Linked DNA regions of Homo sapiens: region 1 is linked to region 2. Evidence: read pairs that join two places in POLR2A ChIA-PET (ENCODE). Cell type or tissue: Panc1. All regions are shown on one strand. Links, peaks and the distances in the headings refer to the core of each region. The heading gives the core; the rest is flanking DNA. Region 1 overlaps CMIP (c-Maf inducing protein). Region 2 has its middle 38 kb from the start of BCO1.

Region 1 (2,809 bases), core at 296-2,795, 250 kb before region 2:
GGGAGGGAAGAGTATGTCTGACTTTCCAAGTGCCATGCCTGAGAGCACTCACTATGCAAGAACAGTGCCCCAGAACACTCAATTTGCACAAATAATATATGGTGTTCAAGTTATACACCTAATGCTTACCCTTTACGAATAGCTGGCATTCAATTTCCCACATCGGTTCCCTTAACTTTTTTGACAAAATCACAAAGGAATGTCCGCCAACCTTGGCAAACACTAAACTGAAAAGCTCACTTATTTCTACCTAAGATGTTTCTGCAGGAGGCTGAAATAGTTTCATGTGCATCTACCAGGTGCATATACATTGATGGACCCACACAGACACGGGGTCAGACCTGGCTTTGACACTAAACTCTACTTCCTCCCAGCTCTCTTTATCTGAGACTCCATTAGAGCATCTGTAAAATGGGAATAAACACCTACCCCACAGGATTGTTGTGAAAATTAAATGAGCACTGTGCCCGGCACACAGTAGGGATACGATAAATATCGTTGCAACCAGGAACATATAGGTCCATCTCTTACAACGGATTTGCTCACCCTACTTTATTCCCCACCAGAGAAGACTGCAAGCTTGGCCGAAATGCCCCCAACCTCAAACCCAGGAACCAGATGAGATCACGGTCATGTGAATTTCCTTTCTAGGGAAGCAGCTCTGCTCTTGGCACCCTGGAGACCTCAAGATCTGCTGCTGCATCCCAAGGATGCTGGGGTGGGAGTAGTCATCGCTTCCATGCTCTCCTCTTCCTCCCAGACGCACATGTAAACCATGTTCCCAAGTCTTCCCCTGCACTCCGTGTGGCCGTGTGTCTGAGTTCTAGCCAACCAAGCGGCCAGATCTACAAACGGCTTGGCTGTGGTGCTCACTCTTTCCCCATCCCCCTGACAATGAAGGACCTAGGGGAGGGCAGACCCATTTCACAAGAAAAAGAGGGGGCAGAACCCTCGGGAGACCCCTGCAGGACTGCAAGAACTGGGCTGCATGAAGCCACCCAGATGCCAGGGCTGCGTGTTACGGCAGCTAGCCTGCCTGGGGAACACACAGCCCCTTCCATACCCGTGGCTCTCCTTCCCTGCAGAGCCTCGCACCGGTGTGTGTGTTGGTAAACAGGGTCACCTAGTCCACACAGGGAGCCAACATGCGAGGGAGGAGAGCCAGGCCTGGGTCTGCTCAGACTGTGTGCTCCAATTTTCAGATATCCTGGACCTCTAAGGAAACTGGCACTGGCCCAGGACACCCAGAGAAGCTAGCAGCAGTCCCGGTGTGATCTTCCTTCTCCATATGACCCCACCTGAGCTGGATGCAGCCAGCCCAGCCCAAGGGAAGCACCCAGATGGCTGTTTGATTCCATACACTCAAATCCTATATCCACCAGGGACCAGACGATCCAGACCACGTGCTTCCCTCCAAAAAGAGTTCGCCCAGCACAATCAGTTTAGTCGCTCCGTCCACCCTACCATTTCTGACAGTAGCTTGAAAGCAGTAGAGCCACGAACAAAGGATGCCATGGGAAGGCAGGAGTCTGGGTTTGAATCCCAGGTGGGCTGCTGAGCCAGCTGCAAGGGTCTTTGCCGACACACTTCCCCTCACCCCTTCCTCGCTGGCAAAACCAGAGGTGAATCAGAGCACTAGTGTGTTCTAGATCCTAGGATCCTTAGAGTGTAGTTATGGACAAAGGGAGTTGCGTTTTCAAAGTTCTGCTGGGCTTTGTCATTTAAGAATCTCTTAAGGCACTGCTACCAGGGCTATTCTTCACTATTTATTGGGAGGCAGCCAGGTTTGCAAAAAAAAAAAAAAAAAAACAAAACAAAAAAAAAACAAAAGAAAAAACACACAACAGAAGCAAAAGAATGGAAGCTTTACGGGGCAAGGAGCTGCCTGTGTGTCCATCACCTCGCACATTCTACATACTCATTAATTTTTTAAACAGATAATAACAGCTCCACAGAGCAGGAGGAAGGAAACTGACAATCATAGAACATGTACCAGGTGCAAGCCACTTTACTGGGTGATTTCCACAGATGATCTCCTCCCTCAGGGCCTTTGCAATTGCTGTTCCCTCTACCTGGAACGCTCTTCCCCCTGGAAGTCCTATCACCCGCTTCCCTGACCACTATGTACAAAGCAGCCCACCACTCGCCCCACCCTGCTTGCTTTTCTCCACGATCCCTGTCATCGGATTTTATAATTACTTGCTCTTAACTTAGTTGTTTGTCCACTCCCACCAACACAGGCTCCACGAGGGCAGGCTCCTGTTTTCTTCCGAGTGCCTAGAACGGTGACACTTAACTGCTGAATGGAGGCATGAAAGCACCGCCAGGCCTCACCTCATTTACCCTGACATCAATGCTAAGAGGAAGTTTCTCTGATCCTCGCTTTACAGATAAGGACACAGGCTAGGGGACCTGCCCAAGGTCACCACCTGGGACACTGCAGAGGCAGGATTCAAGCTCCCCTGTCTGATTTCAAAGTCCAGGTCCTCACTCCCCTACTCCACTGGGTCTGCCGTGTTCTCTTCCTGTGGCCTCACTGCACACCCCAAATGCCAGGACGAGCGCTGTGCACATGGGAGGGGTAACGAAATGGCTACTGAAGTCAGGAACCAATTTCAGCACCAGAAATATTTTCTCTGCCATCTCCTTTGCCTCAATACACACAGCAAACACCTCCCCCACACGCACGTCTCATCACCCTTCGGTTAGGGCTCTGCTGATGTAAGCGAAGCTTCCTTTCAAAATGCGCACAGTCTCCCTCGGTGCCTGTTGAATACACTGGGTGGTTCATCACCAGAGCCAGGAGCAA
Region 2 (2,809 bases), core at 75-2,574:
GTGAGACCCCATTTGTACAAAAAGTACAAAAATTAGTCAGGTATGGTTGCACATGCCTGTAGTTGCAGCTACTTGGGTGGCTGAGGTGGGAGTATGGCTTGAACCCGGGAGGTCGAGGCTGTAGTGAGCTGAGATCATGCTACTGCATGCCAGCCAGGACAACAGAGTGAGACCCTGTTTCAAAAAAAAGTAAATAAATAGTAACAAGGATCACCTACTGAGTTCTTTTTTTTTGAGATGGAGTTTTGCTCTGGTTGCCCAGGTGGAGTGCAACGGCACAATCTCAGCTCACTGCAACCTATACCGCCTGGGTTCAAGTGATTCCCCTGCCTCAGCCTCCCAAGTAGCTGGGATTACAAGCATGCACCACCACACCTGGCTAATTTTTTGTATTTAGTAGAGACAGGGTTTCACCATGTTGGTCAGGCTGGTCTCAAACTCCTGACCTCAGATGATCCACCTAGCTTGGCCTCCCAAGGTGCTGGGATTATAGGTGTGAGCCACCACACCTGACCGAGTTCATTTTTAAACTATCATTTATTCATTTATTTAGCACCTAGTGTGTGCCAGGCACTGTTCTAAGTGCTTTGCATAAACTTGTCTACTCATTACATAGTAGTATTATCTTCATGTTACAGATGAAGAAATGAAGACACAGAAAGGTTAAAACATTTGCCCAGAGTCAGAAGGCTAGTAAGGTAGTGAGTGCTCCTAGCCTTCCAAAGGCCCTTCTTTGCATCCCTGTAGAACCGAACTTCCGAGTCACTTCCTTTTGGGAATTTAACTAGGATGAGGTGGCACTGGGACTGCTACCAACTGGGCCTGAGCCCATCTCAGTACAGCCAGCATCGACTAGCTTGGCACAATCAAGTTGCCCCTGGCCAAGGCCAGTATTCAGCTGCACCCACTGGTATAGCCATGCCAACTGTTATGGCTGAGGTCCATTCTCATTGGTCACAGGGTGTTTTCTGATTGGTCACAGAGACTGCTCTGATTGATTGTCATGTCCATTCTGATCGGTCACAGTGTCTTTTCTTTTTTTTTGAGACAGAGTCTTGCTCTGTCATCCAGGCTGGAGTGCAGTGGTGCGATCTCAGCTCACTGCAACTTCCACCACCCGGGTTCCAGTGATTCTCGTGCTTCAGCCTCCTGGGTAGCTGGGACTACAGGTGCGTGCCACCATGCCAGGTTAATTTTTTATTTTTTTCTATTTTAGTAGGGATGGGATTTCGCCATGTTGGCCAGGCTGGTCTTGAACTCCTGACATCAGGTAACCTGCCCACCTCGGCCTCCCAAAATGTTGGGATTACAGGCATGAGCCACTGTGCCTGCCCACAGTGTGTTTTCCTTTTTTTTTTTTTTTTTTTTTGAGATGGAGTCTCGCTGTGTCCCAGGATGGAGTGCAATGGCATGATCTTAGCTCAGTGCAACCTCCGCCTCCTGGATTCAAGCGATTCTCCTGCCTCAGCCTCCCAAGTAGCTGGGATTACAGGCGCCCACCACCACACCCAGCTAATTTTTGTATTTTTAGTAGAGACAGGGTTTCACCATATTGGCCAGGCTGGTCTTGAACTCCTGACCTCATGATCCACCCGCCTCGGACTCCCAAAGTGCTGGGATTACAGGCATGAGCCACCGCGCCCAGCCTGTGTTTTCTAATCGGTCACAGAGACTGCTCTGATTGGTTGTCATGTCTATTTTGATGGGTCAGGGTGTCCATTCTGATTGGTCACAGCATCTATTCTGATTGGTCATGGCATCTATTTGTTGGTCGCAGTGTCTATTCTGATTTATCAGAGCATCCATTCTAATTGGTTGGCGCCCATGCTGTGCTGGTTGTTAAATATTTTAAATTATCATCCTTTCTCTCAATAGAGACTCTCCTGGCTAAGACTCATCCTCACCCAGGGCAGCGTTTTTCCTGAAGCCCAGGACCAGTTTGAGATTAGAATAGAGGCCTGTTGATGTAAACAGGGCAGCAGAGAGCTAGTGCAATGAGCAGGTGGCTCGGTTTGACCTCACATCCCACCTGGAGCCCTCTCATAGCAATAGCTGTGGAAGTCATAATGGGGCTTTAACACAGCCCTCAGGAAACCCCTTCTGTTCTTGCATGTTTGTTGGATGAAGAGGGCTCATATGTTCCCCTGAGGAAACAAAATAATCCTTCATTTATTTACTCATCCTACTAATATAATTGAGTGCCTACTACTCTGCCGGGTGTGGGCGAGGCAGCAGTAAATATGAAAGTCAGGGTTCCCATTCTCATGGGGCTTATATCGTAGTTATCATCATCATCACCCAGATGAGAACTACGCTAGCTTGGTTTTTATTGGAAGGAATCCTAATTTGTTGATTTAAGTCAGATTTTAAGAGTCAACCGCAATATTTATCATCCAGTAAGAACAACCATCTGCAACCTGCAAGGGAGCCCCCATCTTCCCGTGAACGGGCTGAGTTCTCATGTTGGTTTGCAGGGTTCTGGGCGGTCACCAGTGTAGGATGAAGGAATGGCTTTACTTGCTCCTGCTTAAAACAAGACCCAAAGCTAATTCTCATGCATAAAAATCAGCCCCCACCCTTAAGAAATGCTCCCTTTTAGTCCTCCTCCTCCTCCCCCGACCAGGACATCCCTGGCAACTAAATGTGGTAATTTTTTAATTACAAATATTTAGGTTCTCGGGTAAGACATGTATAGTATAAATAAGTTAGAATATGCAAATGAACAGAGCGGACCCCCAGATGACAAAATCACGGCCGGGAGCGGTGGCTTACGCCTGTCACCCCAGCACTTTGGGAGGCTGAGGCGGGC

The links. ChIA-PET counts read pairs that join two places held together with the same protein. Peaks named below come from ENCODE experiments on the same cell type or tissue, not always from the same donor. Only the 100,000 strongest peaks of a DNase experiment are listed, where the experiment ranks them.
Region 1: POLR2A ChIA-PET joins it to region 2 with 13 read pairs; 2 of 35 experiments call an interaction of 5 or more read pairs at or near these places.

Annotation. Positions count from the first base shown.
Region 1 is chr16:81,451,886-81,454,694 of GRCh38, reverse strand. The region is part of intron 1 of CMIP (c-Maf inducing protein); the gene reads right to left. Among named protein-coding and RNA genes, the nearest start is that of CMIP, 8.5 kb to the right of the region's middle. RefSeq lists an enhancer at 2,621-2,809. In Panc1, for the core only: no CTCF peak of the experiment used is centred there; no DNase peak of the experiment used is centred there; H3K27ac peaks cover 1,263 bases.
Region 2 is chr16:81,199,504-81,202,312 of GRCh38, reverse strand. It overlaps the pseudogene PKD1L2. Among named protein-coding and RNA genes, the nearest start is that of BCO1, 38 kb to the left of the region's middle. In Panc1, for the core only: no CTCF peak of the experiment used is centred there; no DNase peak of the experiment used is centred there.